Regions from separate parts of the Homo sapiens genome. Here all the other regions are linked to region 2. Evidence: chromatin contacts called from ENCODE Hi-C or POLR2A ChIA-PET data. All regions are on one chromosome and are shown on one strand. The core of a region is the stretch at or near the end of the contact, and the rest is flanking DNA. Distances in the headings are between cores, read along the strand shown. Region 1 overlaps LOC107986294 (a long non-coding RNA gene). Region 2 has its middle 16 kb from the start of PRDM8. Region 3 has its middle 13 kb from the start of LINC02469. Region 4 overlaps LOC107986294 (a long non-coding RNA gene).

Region 1 (3,299 bases), core at 303-2,802, 610 kb after region 2:
CGACTGAGCGATGTGTGTGGGAGCAAGGAGTGAAGCAGCAGGATCAGAATGGCAGCCTTGGAGCCCAGGTATGTTGATTACTTTGCTTTTTATCTAAAAAGTATTGGAAAACCCACTGAAAAGTTTAAATTAAGGGAGTAACATAAACAGATTTTCTACGAAAAAAATGTAATCTTGGCTTCAGTCCAGAGAACGGGTTGGAAGAAGCCAAGACTCAATGCAGGAGGTGAGGTCAGAGGCCGGTGTAGAAATTCAGGAGTGACAATTGTGGTGGCAGTGCAGGGCAGGGGAGTAGATGGACTCTAGAGTTGCTTAGGAGGGGCCATTGACTTGTTTTGTGATTGGCGACATATTTTGGGATGAGCAGACAGGTGTTCAGAATGGCTTTTGGTTTGGGGGCCTGCTTACCTCAGTGGATGGCACTGTGACTTACTTAGGGAACCATAGAGGAAAATACTTTTAATGGGGAATATTCTCATTCTTGTGACAGGTGAAACCAAGAGTCTGGTGGGTCTGGGAACTATGTTTAGGAGCCACTGATTTTTGCATAACAGGAAACTACTGGCTGCAGATGTAGTAAACAAGATTCATCTGCTGAGAGCCAGGCAGCACTCCAGGTTCAGAAAGGGAGCAGCCTCCAAAGCAGGAGATCTTCTGTTACAGACACTGGTCAACATGGGAGTGTGCACTATGATAGGAAGAATTCGGTGCCCTGGGATCACCCTTCATCCAGATACCAAGTCTCTGGTAGCAAGATTCACTTCACCTTCAATCAGGCTGAGGTGTTGATATTCTTTATACCCTAAGCAGGACTCACTCAGCATCTACACCAAGAGAAGGTATGGGTAATGGGTGATTCCTCCTCCCTGAGCCTGCTCTCTCAACTTCCAAATGAATGGAAGTCCCACTCCTCTCTTGTAATTATTGGCCAGGAAGCAATAGTCAGGCAGCTGATGTATTTACATATGTCTGCATAAATTCTTATTTAACAAATGTTTATGCAGTGCATATGCTTGTAACTTATTTTTTCCTCACAAGAATCTGATGAGGTACATAATATTATTATCATCATTATACAGAAAAGGAAACTGAGTCATAGAGAAAGCTGTGACTCTTGCTAACAAACTCTAGGTATTAAGAAGCATAGAGCTAGGATTTGTTTTCGGAATGTTGGTCTATTCTTACCATACCTACTACAATATTAATTGATTTTTTCCCTTTAATGTGTTTAATTAACTGGAATAACATTGACAATTTATGTTATGGAAGACTCAGATGTAAAAAGGCCTGTATCTAGTCCCTTTTGGTTCAAATGAGCTCCCAGAATTGGGCCCCAAGTAGGTTCCATTATCAATCCCCACATTTTAGCAGGTCCTTCTTAGGTTTTGAAAAAAAAAAAAAAAAAATGTCACATGCCCTTTTAGAGGAATCCCAAGAATAAACCATGGTAAATACAGTTGGTGCCAGACAGCCTACGCTAGAAACTGATTGTGTCTGCTTCGGCAGAGAACACAGACAGCCCTGGCAGAAAAGAAGTACAAGCTGTCCTCCTGTCGCCCCGGCAATGCATCCCAATTTCCACTACCTGCTGTTCCCACCTTCCTTTAGAAGGAGACAGAGAACTCTTGTAAATCTTCTGCTGGGTTTGTCAAGTCAGGTTACAGAATAAAGCAGAAAACTCCCTTGCACTCCAGACTGCTTTGCAGCTCAGTTGTAGCTGCAGTGTGTGTGTGTGTTTCACACCAAGATGTGTCTCTTAAAGAAAGGCTACGGCGAGGTACCATGAACTGTTAGTGGAGAGAAGGGCTAGGGCACCAACCATCCACACAACTATTACCCTTAGGGGATGTTAGCTTTCGGGCTGCTATTTTTAAAAGTAAAGTTAAAAAAGAAACTTAAAATATAAGAAAGTACACAGTTATAATTTGCTCAAAGAGAATAATAGAAGGATAAAATTATAAAAATCAAATAAAGAAAAAATAAAAACAAACAAAATAAATAATATAGATAGCATAAAGGTAAAAGAACTGTTAGACAAAATAAATCTAAAGCTTAATACAAGCAGCATGAGACGCATGGGTGAGGGCAGTTACAGAGAAATAAGGTATTCTGTACTTCCTCCCTTTACCACAAAAAGCACCTAAACCTGGTGCTTTAGGCCTTGAGGCATGAGACCCTTGGAAGGATTGCCTCAGTAGAAAGTCTCAGGCTAAAGCACTAGAATCTAGCACCCCTGCGTAATTCAGACATGTCTTCATACCCAAGGTTTTGAAGGAGGTCTAATCAACACCCAGCTGCCATGGGGCCCCTAGTATCCAGCAGTACAGTAAATACTGATAAAAACCAAATGATCAAGCAGAAATGTCCATTGCCCTCACCTCCATCTGCCTAGAGTTTGCCTTAATTCCACTACTATTGAAGAACATATGGTTTCCCTCTCAATATTCACTTAGATTTTCAGTAAGAAGGTTTAAAGCCACCTATCCTATCTCACAGACATCAAATTTAGCAATACTATTGTTGGTATTACTGATAATAACTGTGGCATTTGTTGCATGGTATTTGATTCTGTGTGTGGCGGGGGGCTGTATTTTGAACATATTTTTTGTCTCTTTTTTTTATTAAATGGCACTGATTTAGGTAACTATGTAGGTAGATTATATTAGCGGCCCTGAGTCTTCACCATTCCCTGTATGAAAGCCCTTTGCCATGTGTATTATTCAGGCTTTGATTTAAATATTAATCTCATCTAGAAACAAGCTCACAGATATACCCCGAATAACGTTTTACCAAATGTCTGGGCACCACATGGCCCAGTCAAGTTGACATATAAAATTAACTAGCCATGTGAGTTTGAAGTTACTCCCACAAAAAATATAAACTCTTTCTTCACCCTTTAACTTAGATTTGGCTATGTGACTTGCTTTAATCATTGAATGTTAGCTGGCATGTCATAACCTAAGGCTTTAAAAGCACTTTCATGTTTCTACCCGTCCTCTTGCATCTCTACTATCACTGTGAGATAACATGTCTGGGATAGCCTGCTGGTCCCAAGGGGAAAATGAGTGACTCATGAAGCAGAACTGAGTTGCCCCAGTTGAACCCAGTCCAAATCAGCCAATTCCAGCTAACCCATAGCCACATTAACTAAACAAAGCCTTATGATTATAAGACTCTGAGAATTTGTTGGTTTCATTATGCAACGTTATTGTGCTCCTAGTTAACCATTGCAGCATCCTTTTTTTAGGCCTTTTTAAAAATCTCTTCTATATGTTTAGTTGTTGTAAATTTTCTTATGA
Region 2 (3,045 bases), core at 253-2,752:
TATCCTCACATAGTCGCCCCTCTGTCTGTGTTATCTGTGTCCTAATCTACCCTTCATATAAGGACATCAGCCCTATTGGATTAGGACCCAACCAATAACTTAATTTTAAAGGCCCTAAATCCAAATACAGTCACATTCCAAGGTGTTGGGCGTTAAGACCTCAACATATGAACTTGGGTGAGGGGAGGGGCATAATTCAGCTCATAATAACTAGCAAGTCTGCATACACAGCATACTCCACATTTATAACCGACGTATTGTGATATAGAACCAAGAATGCTAGGTTGGAAGTTGTAATTCAAAAGCTGAGAAAAGTTCTTATAGATTATTTAATCCACTGATTCTTGACCCTTGATGCACAAAGATTTTTTTGAGGCACTAGCAATGCCCTGACAAAATACCCAGATATTATGATGAATTAATTTGGAGAGGGACCAGTCACTAGTATATTTTTAATACTTTCTAAATGTTTCTAATAGGACCACAATGAATAATCATTGATTTAGACAAATATTTCCCAGACGTGGTTAGAGAATCATCCAGAGGGTTTATTAAAATGCAAATCACAGGCCAGGTGCAGTGTGGCTCTTTCCTGTAATTCCCAGAACTTCTGGAGGCCAAGGCCGGAAGATTGCTTGAAACCAGGAGTTCAAGACCAGCCTAGGTAACAAAGCAAGACCCCATCTATACAAATTTAAAATAAAATTATCCAGGCACAGTGACATGCACTTGTAGTCCCAGCTACTCGGGAGGCTGAGACAGAGGACTGCCTGAGCCCAGGAGTTGGAGGCTGCAGTGAGCTATGATCACACCATTGCCCTCTAGCCCAGGTGACAGAGTGAGTCCCTATTAAAAAAAAAAAAAAATCAGTATCCTAGCCACTGCTGCCCTCATTCTGAATCTCCAGAAATTAGAGCCAAGCCTATTTACCACTCTCCCTAGTAATTATTACAAATTCTGAAGTCTGAGAATCTCTGATCTCATCTAACTCTCTCATTTACAGATGAGAAGACTGGAGTTTAGAGAAGTTAGTTCATTCAAGGTTACACAGCTGGAGAATGGTGGAGGCAGAATGAGAATAAATGTTTAATCTGACTTCTAATCTAATTTCTTAGCAGGATTCTTTGTGCTTATAAGCAACTGTGTGGACTTTAGACTTTATTTAGCAACTGTGTAGCCGTGGCCCCAGAATTAGAGGGCACCTACTCTTTCTTTCAGGCATGTGCTGACACATCTAGAAGGCAGGATCATCACAGCTATGTTTATATAAGGGTTGCATTCCAAGAGCCCTTATTGTGTTTGGAAATAATAAGCAACATCAGAACTGATGGGTGATTGTGAATACTGCATTATACCTGGTGCTCCTTTGGCCCCACCTCCTCAGACTCAGGCCTGAGTCCTAGGTGAATGGACACTGCAGTAGAAAGTTAAGTGACGTGAAGTGAATGGAAGAGTCTGTTTCCCTAGTACCAAAAGTTTCTGCAGCAAGAGTCAGTGGCGTCTGAATCACTTGAGGCCTAGAGTCACTCACCATCAGAAAGTGGCAGCCTCCGTGCAGTCATCAGCTGGCAGAGAAGCAGCAGTAGTTGACTAGCAGGCTGGAGTTGAGAGCAAAATGTTAGCTCAAGAGTTTTCAATTCTGCTGTTATTATTCATTTGAAAAACATAGCTTCAGACAGCTCTTGGGAGCTTGATGTCAGAGCCTGAATTGGTGAGGTTCGTGAACACACACATACAAATAAGTTGTGAAACAATTTTAGAAAATGAATGTGTAAAAATCCAAAAAATTCCCAGCACTTTGGGAGGCTAAGGCAGGTGGATAAGCTGAGGTCAGGAGTTCAAGACCAGCCTGGCCAACACGGTGAAACCCCGTCTCTACTAAAAATACAAAAAATTAGCCCAGCGTTTTGGCGGGCGCCTGTAATTCCAGCTACTTGGGAGGCTGAGGCAGGAGAATCGCTTGAACCCGGGAGGTGGAGGTTGCAGTAAGCTGAGTTTGCACCATTGCACTCCAGCCTGGGCAACAAGAGTGAACCTCCATCCCAAAAAAAAAAAAAAATCCAAAAAATAAAAAGCAAATTCCTCAGAGGGTGATGGTAGATGCACACTATATTTTCCATAAAGATTTAGCTTAAACATTTTCTTGAATAGGTACTTGCTCATGCAATTACATTTTTCTTGTTCTTACTAATGACCCTAACTTGAGTGGGCAAGGAGGAGTAAAATGTGAAAATCAATCTGAAACAAAGATAGAACATAAATGAAGTTTTTTTAAAAGTCTGTATTTACAACAACATAATTCAATTTACTGTCCATATTTCTGGAACATAGCTATTTTCTAGACTGATGTACTCCTACATTTTAATTTAAGTCATCATAGGGCTAGTTCTAACCTCTCTTCGGTGTTTCAAAAGTGAGGATCAAGAGCCACCTACTCTAAAATCATCTGGTGCTGGTTGCTGAAAATGCAAGATTCTAGGTCCCACATAAGATTCATCAAATCTCTGAGGGTGCCTATGGGAAACTGCATTTTTAACAGCTACCTTGGTGATTTAGAAAGGTCTCTCCCTGTGTGATCTAACTCTACAGTGTCCTATGGATAGTATTACTTTTTCTTTCCTTGTGAGCTCTTATTATCTATGGTTTATAATAAAATTTTCTGAGGATGGAAGGATTGGGGGAAATTATCTTCTTTTTGAGCCTTTTCTTATGGAGTCAATAACATGGGGAAGTCATTGCCAGAGGTCCCCTCTTTTTAGCATCCTTATCTGATTTTCTATTTGGCCATGTGCCTGGGTCTTCGAGCAGGCTGCTGTAAAGAGCCAGTATGACAGGCACTCAGAAATTGTACATTAAACTTTAAATTTCTTCTCCTGAAATGTATTCAAAGGAAAGCCCCCATCCCAGAGAAGAGAGTAACTTGTGAATATATATATATATATATATATATATATATATATATATCTGAAATATATATATGAGAAATATATATATCTAAAATTCCAAGTTTCTATTTCTGAGTTGTTATAAATAAATGTATTTTGA
Region 3 (3,523 bases), core at 505-3,004, 560 kb after region 2:
AAATATAAAATTTCCTAGAATTAAAAACTTTTAAAAACTTTCTGTAAGAGAGGTTTATTATTTTTATTTCATTTTTGTTTTGTTTGCTGGAAAATGGGATATATTAAAGCGTATTATTTTTTAAGGACTCATTTTAATTTGTTGGGTGGTGGCTGAGCTAAAATATGTGTTGTTAATATAAAATAAGAAAAGTCAGGAGACATATCTGTATCTATGAGAGTAGGCATTAGTGAGAGTAAACAGAATGGACTTCTAGAGTAGAATTTGATTCTGTAGCATTCTGTTTGTGTGATAAAAATTCCTCCTTAATACATTCCAGATCAATCAAGATATTAAAGCCAAGGTTATTTGCATCCATCAAATGTAATCACACCCACTGGCATCAGGGCTATGGAATTCTGGGCTTCACTTGCCCTGGGAGTTCAAAGGCTGTAGCAATAACCCATTAGCATATTTCCCACAGACAGGGTAGTGGAATGATTGAATATTTAACCAATGCCAAACATCACAATGCACCTCCTCTACTTGAGAATTGAACCTGTCAGCTCCTAAATTGTTTGCATTTTCAAGCAGTTAACACAGTTTACCATCTGAAAACCATCACATCACCCCTATTTCTATAGCAAATTGCTTCATAAATGTTAAGTTAAAGGATAATGTTATACTTCCAACCATAATTGGCAGACTGAGATAATTTGTTCCATGTATATTTTATCACTGACTTAAGAGGGAATAGCAAAGGGAAGAGTAGGAACCACTGCTCACATTTTTGGCATAAAATAATAGCTGCTTTTTCTTAAGTAGATGAATCAAAAAAACCACAAAACTTGCACTTATTTATTGTGAGTCTGATGTTACCTCATCAAGAGAAACTGATCAGGTTTCTATGGTATTTCACATCTACAAACCATGGCATTATTTCCACCAGCTGTTAATGCTGCTACTAAAATTAGGGCCAGGAGCTCCACAGCTTAAGCAACTTAAGTGGGTTTGGAAATAACATTTGTTCACGCTCTGTTTATATGCTTTTGGTTTTTCATAAGTACAGTATGTTAGAGGAGCTCATCGTGAAATTCATTTCTACGTAATTAGAGTAGCCAAGTTCAAGGAGTATGGTGCCTGTTTGAGATTTCTCAGTTTCACTTTACTGGGTTGGAATGCCCTGTCCCAGTTTGGCTCAGACATGATATTTCCTCTAGACTAGAGTTGTAAAGAAAGCAATTTAAAATGCATAAGCACAGTGCCTGAGTCATACCATATATCAACCACCCAGCAGGATATTCACACTAAAGCATTGTCTCACTTCCTAATTGCTAAAGGAAAGTCCCTACTCCCTTCCCAACTATTTAATATTCATGTGAATTTGTATCAACTGTGTCCAGGCAGAATGAAAAGCTACATATTAGAGCATCATAGAATAACTTGAAATTCACAGGACCAGATTTTCCCCAGAACAAACTTTTCAAATTGAAGAATCAAGGATTCTTATTTTACCTTAATTTTTCCTGGAAAAAAAAAAAGCCAGAACTAGATGTCAGGAAGCTTGAGTTGTAGCCTTTGCTCAACCACTAAATAATTAGATAATTCAACCAACATGTATTTATACTTATTAAGGGTTTTTCATAGTGGTAGATGTCAGAATCGAGGAAATTCATGCTTTTACAAAATTCATAGCCTGGTGGTGGGAACTAATTGGATAATTCATTTTGGTAACACTTTACCAGTCTAACTTCTCAAAAGGCGACACACAAGGCAAATACATGAAAAAAATGCTCAGCATCATTAGTCATCAGAGACATGCAAATCAAAACCATAATGAGAGATACCATCTCATATCAGTCAGAATGGCTATTATTAAAAAGTCAAAAAACAGATACTGGCAAGGCTGTGGAGAAAATGGAATACTTATACACTATTGGTGTGAATGTAAATTAGTTCAGCCACTGTGGAAAGTAGTTTAGAAATTTTTCAAAGAACTAAAAAATAGAACTACCTTTGACCCAGCAATCCCATTACTGGGTATATAACCAAAAGAAAACAAATCATTCTATCAAAAAGACACATGCACTCACATGCTCTTGGCAGCACTATTCACAATAACAAAGACATGGAACCAACCTAGGGGCTCATCAATGTTGGATTGAACAAACAAAATGTGATACATATACATCATGGAATACTTCGCAGCCATAAAAAAGAATAAAATCACATCCTTTGCAGCAACATGGATGCAGATAGAGGCCATCATCCTAAGCAAACTAAAGCAGAAATAGAGAACCAAATACTGTATGCTCTCATTAAAAGTGGGAGCTAAACATTGGGTACTCATGGACATAAAGGAGGGAGGGATAGGAGCAAGGGTTGTGAAACTAACTATCTGGTACTATGCTCAGTACCTGAATGATGGGATCATTTGTACCTCAAACTTCAGCATCACTCAGTATATTCACGTAACAAACTGTACATTTACTCCTTGAATGTAAAATAAAAGTTTTTGTTTTTTTTTTTAAAGTACTTTACCAGTCTACACACCTCATCTGTAAGATGGAAGAGTTGGAGCAGGTGATATTTTTAACCATAATTTTATGATTTTATGTTAAAAAAATGTATCTCACAAGTCAACATGTTTTCAAAATGTACCATGTGCCAAGCACTGTGCATTTCACTTTACAGGCTTGTTCTCGCTTAATCCCCACATGAGCACCATGAGGTTAGGTGCTAATGCAGAGATGCTATGTGACTGGTTTGAGGTGGCACATCTGGTAAATGGCAGATACAGAACTGGAACGCCAGTCTGTCTGCCTTCAAAAGCCGTGCACTTGCAACTAATGTAAACTACCTCAAAATAAGAGTCAACTAAGAGTACCCATTAGAAATATGATTAAGATGGAATTATAGCCTACACAATAAAAAGTCATGACACATTTTCAAGGTGAAACCAATGTGTTGAGAGGAAGATTGGGAGGAAGATTGAATTTCTAGATCAAGTCTGTTTAGAGATTAAGTGCAGTTATGTGCTATTATATTCCATAATTTATGTTTTTCTTGCAGAATAAAAATCAAGAGAGGAACGTGAGCTGGAACATGGTGTTTGGGAATAATAAAACATGCTATTTGTCTGTGTGCATTTACTGCTGGCTGGTTGAAGTAGAAACCGTTTAGCAGTCCACAGAGCAGCAGCATGATATCACGGAAGGAGCTTGGTCTGGGGACCCGATTCTTGCCAATGACACTGCATGGCATGGGGAACTCATTTCCTCGAACTGGGATTTGGCGCTCCTATCTGTAAAATGAGGGTGATGGATCTGGTCCAGTTTTTAGTTTGTGTGATTGTTTCCAAAAGAATTAAGCTCCATGATACCAATAGTCTGACTTAGACGTAGAAAGCCCAATATCCTTTATATACATCTATTGATTAGCCTTTGTTTTCTGTTAGAAATATTTTCCTTTCCTTAACCCTTGCCCAACACACACACATACTTTTCTGTCACCACCCTCCCACCCCCTGGAATCCCGCATCGCC
Region 4 (3,514 bases), core at 408-2,907, 590 kb after region 2:
CATTGATGAAAGAAGCACTTTCTATGGTCATAAATACACAAATTAGATCCACTCCATGGACACTCAGGAAAAACTTTTTATAAAAAGTGAGTTCTAATTTCAGTTGTTTGAAAATACCGTAGGACATCAGAATTAAGAGAGGTTGCTTTCCAAATAAATGCCCTTATTAAGCAAACAAGGATACTGAAGCCCAAATTGAAGTGACCAAATAAAATCAAGTGGTGAGTCTGTGGCTAGCCTGGATTTAGTACTAGAGCTTCAGTTGGCTGTCGAATTATTACGTGTGTTTTCCCACCATGTGGTACAAGGCCTCTCACTGTAGTAAAAGAGTAAATGAGAAGCTGAGTAGATTTTTCCACAAGTTGATTTTTGTTCGTTAGTTTGTTTTGTCCAAATAATGTCTCATTTTGCACTCAAATTGGTTTACTTATAGCATTTTCCTAAAAGGAAGATATCATTCATTCATCTATTCATTCATTCCACAAACATCTTCTGAGAATCGGATACATGGCAGGCATCTTAGTGGGTGATACAAGAGCATTTATAATCTAGTAATATAACCCAGTGTACAGCAACACAAGTGTGGATAAACAAGGAGCTTCCTAATACAATCCCAGCACATGTTCCTCCTACTAACCTCAAAATAAGATGTAAACCCTGTAGCTATAGTACCTGGTCTTGTCTCAGCTCTACCACTTTCCTGCATGCCCTCAGGAAAATTACTAAATCTCACTGCTGCAGTCTCCTAATATGTATAATTATAGTACTTACCTTATAGAGTGGCTGTAATGATTAATAATTGGTAATTAATTGACATAACTTGAAGATTTTTCAATCATCCAGACACATAAGAAGTGTTCAATAAACAGAATTATTATTATTACTTTTGCTACCACCAAAAAATGAAAAGTTTTCCACAGATAGCCTCCAAGACAACCAAGGTCTAAACTCCATTTCCTGTTATTTTAATCCCTTCCAGTTCCCCTGTCTCCCCTTTAATTCTGACAGAGCATCTAATTTTAAGATACATTTTAATGGCTATTTCTGCAAACAGAACATTTAGCAGTTTGGTGATGAAATCAGGGCAGTTTGAGATGTCGCACGCTAACTAGTTACACTGCACAAAGCCTAACAGTTTGCTTTCTGTTTTTAAAGAAGCGTTTCGTTTAGCCATACTTGTGGCGGCACATGTAATTGAAAAGAGGCATATGGAGACCAGCATGCGAAGCCTAACAAACACTTCAGAGTGGCTTAAAAACTATGCTAATCAGTTTTGGGAAACCATGTTTTAATCTAAAAGAAAAAAAAGACAACCTCCTCAAACCTCAGGTGATTTTTAAAGAAACGGAGTCATTGTTGATATTAACTAACACTGGTTTATTTCCCTGTGCCCTGGCAAATGTCAGAAATAAAATTGAATAATATAAAAAGAAAGGAATGAGAGCACTCGTGACCTGTAGTTTTATGGAGCAGAAATGAACTCTTAATGGAGGTAAGCCAGGACACCAGCACATGGTCAGAGTCTGAGTGCAGACTGTCTCCTCCAGGACATGGAGAAGCGACACAGGCTCACTCTTCCCTCTGCAAGAAGGCGCTGAGCATTACCTGAAAACAAGGAAGGCATCAGATGAACAGACCTTTATAACAGAATGTGCATCTGCCAAGACAAAAATACACGACAAGCTTCTGGTGCTGGCACGCTGACAGTATGAGCAAGCTGTCTTAGTAGTGATTTTGCAAATCATTTGAGTTTAAATTCTATATAGGCTGTAGGGCCCCTGGAGCATCACTTTCTATATTTGGCCTCCTCATTTAGCTATGTTTGGAATAAATAGGCTATGGATAAAAATCATGCCCTTTAAGAGTTTTGCATACACACACTAGTTCTGCATATATATCATATGTGAACTGAGTGATTAATGCAAGTCTATGTTCTCATGCACACACACATACACACACGCATGCATGCACGCAGGCTTTCTAAATGTATTTTTAAGTTGTTTTCCTTTGTGATTTTTTTTCCTCTCTCTTTTTTTTTAAGTTCAGCTCTCTGGCATTTAGTAACCCACAAGCTGCTGTTTCTTTTTCCAAAGAAGTTCAGCTCGATGGAGGGGCCAAGAAAAATGAGCCCAACTGATGATTGTAATCTCGAAAGAAAATATGCTTTTTATCAGGGACCGCATGTTGCCAATGCCAATTAAAGTAAAACTGGGAGATTTCATCAGATACCAACCTGGAGAGCAGACATGACATGCCAAGTATAAGAAAGGAAAAGTATGTTTCAGGTGGAATTTCAGGGATGTCTATTTGAGGTGAAATGTAAAAATATAGGGTGGAAAGTGTAACACAGATTGCAGATTGAGCAATTGTTAACCATCTAGAGAAGAAATAGCACAAAAGCAATGGCATAGATTTTTATTTCAGCTGAGGTAGATGAACATCGTGACTCTGCCACTGACTGCTGGAATTATCTTCACATCTCCAGGGCTTAGTTTCCTCATCTGTAAATCAGGAATCACAAAATTCTGTTTGGATTTTTAAAAGTATTAATAATAATGTGGATTAAGAGACCAGTTTCACAGTATTTATTTGATAAAAGTTAAGAGAGAGAGAGAGAAATTATTAGTTTGTGGATAGACGGATCAAGAAGATCATGTTCCTTTTCAAGTGTTACGGGCAATCATTTAGACACATTCATCCTGCAAACACTGAGTATTCTGTTCATTATTCTAGTGTCTTTCAATGGTAGGCAAGGAGTATTGCAACGGTATGGCATCTTCTTACAGTTTTATTTCTGACACCAACTAATAACATATTCATGAGATCACCTGATTCTACCCCATCAACAGAGATTGCTTTTTACATTTGCTTTGGAGGTACAAAATGTTAAAGGTTAAGGAAAGCTTCACTTCAAGGTTACTCTGACTTAGTTCATTCCTAAAATGATTACGTCAACCTTGAAAGAGTATTGTATGGGTAAAATGAGAGAACCATGCAAAATTACTGACACCCAGTATATAATAAAAATAGTTTCTTTCTCCATTCCCTTAGGTGAGTTGAGTGTTTTTCATATTTTAAGAACTAGTAGAAGTTTGTTAGCTTTTGACTGTGTCTTTGTCTTAAAAAATTGGGTACAAGGGCTGAAATTCATGATTGAAAGACTGGAAATATTTTTGTGCTTTCCAAAGTGTTGAACTTGAGAGAGTTCTTTGAACTTGGTGAAAATGATTATTTAAAAATTTGCAGTATGTTGGACATAATAATTAAGATATGGAAACCAGCTATTGAGCATATATTTTTTCACACATATTCTTTATATAAACCTACCACATTTTATTTTTATGCCTCTTCAAAGTTTATAGTTAGTAGAAATAGATACTTACACTGTACCCATCCATCATTTATTTGAGTATTGTATTATACTGATCCTGAAATTCTGGAATTTGGTCATTTCTTTCTAGAAAGATTCACCATGCATATTTGTGTGAAGTAAGAAACAAGCTCTTACTCAAAC

Evidence for each region. A loop is a pair of places that touch in the nucleus more often than their neighbours do. ChIA-PET counts read pairs that join two places held with the same protein, here RNA polymerase II (POLR2A). Pooled maps may share reads with other maps.
Region 1: a map of Right ventricle myocardium inferior shows a loop between it and region 2 (2.4-fold over the local background). The contact joins two enhancer-like sites. A Hi-C loop is called at or near these places in 2 of 168 maps with a recorded cell type or tissue (Right ventricle myocardium inferior and cardiac septum), 2 of 37 single-sample maps with no recorded cell type and 5 of 50 pooled maps.
Region 3: a loop to region 2 is called in a pooled map, with 2.6 times the contacts of the local background. The contact joins two enhancer-like sites. A Hi-C loop is called at or near these places in 1 of 168 maps with a recorded cell type or tissue (endothelial cell of umbilical vein) and 2 of 50 pooled maps. POLR2A ChIA-PET finds 5 or more read pairs at or near these places in 1 of 52 experiments (RWPE1).
Region 4: a loop to region 2 is called in a map with no recorded cell type, with 2.1 times the contacts of the local background. The contact joins two enhancer-like sites. A Hi-C loop is called at or near these places in 1 of 37 single-sample maps with no recorded cell type. POLR2A ChIA-PET finds 5 or more read pairs at or near these places in 1 of 52 experiments (T-cell).

The regions. Positions count from the first base shown.
Region 1 is chr4:79,597,229-79,600,527 of GRCh38, reverse strand. All of the region lies in intron 4 of LOC107986294 (a long non-coding RNA gene), which reads right to left. Among named protein-coding and RNA genes, the nearest start is that of LINC02469, 65 kb to the left of the region's middle. Within about 2 kb of position 1,552, at least 4 of the 41 ENCODE cell types and tissues checked have a DNase peak (open chromatin) inside an H3K27ac peak, as active enhancers do.
Region 2 is chr4:80,211,813-80,214,857 of GRCh38, reverse strand. No RefSeq gene overlaps it. Among named protein-coding and RNA genes, the nearest start is that of PRDM8, 16 kb to the right of the region's middle. Within about 2 kb of position 1,502, at least 2 of the 41 ENCODE cell types and tissues checked have a DNase peak (open chromatin) inside an H3K27ac peak, as active enhancers do.
Region 3 is chr4:79,648,667-79,652,189 of GRCh38, reverse strand. No RefSeq gene overlaps it. Among named protein-coding and RNA genes, the nearest start is that of LINC02469, 13 kb to the left of the region's middle. Within about 2 kb of position 1,754, at least 2 of the 41 ENCODE cell types and tissues checked have a DNase peak (open chromatin) inside an H3K27ac peak, as active enhancers do.
Region 4 is chr4:79,621,319-79,624,832 of GRCh38, reverse strand. LOC107986294 (a long non-coding RNA gene) reads right to left here. Exons shown (of 7, transcript XR_007058155.1): 7 at 1,357-1,605. Among named protein-coding and RNA genes, the nearest start is that of LINC02469, 41 kb to the left of the region's middle. Within about 2 kb of position 1,657, at least 2 of the 41 ENCODE cell types and tissues checked have a DNase peak (open chromatin) inside an H3K27ac peak, as active enhancers do.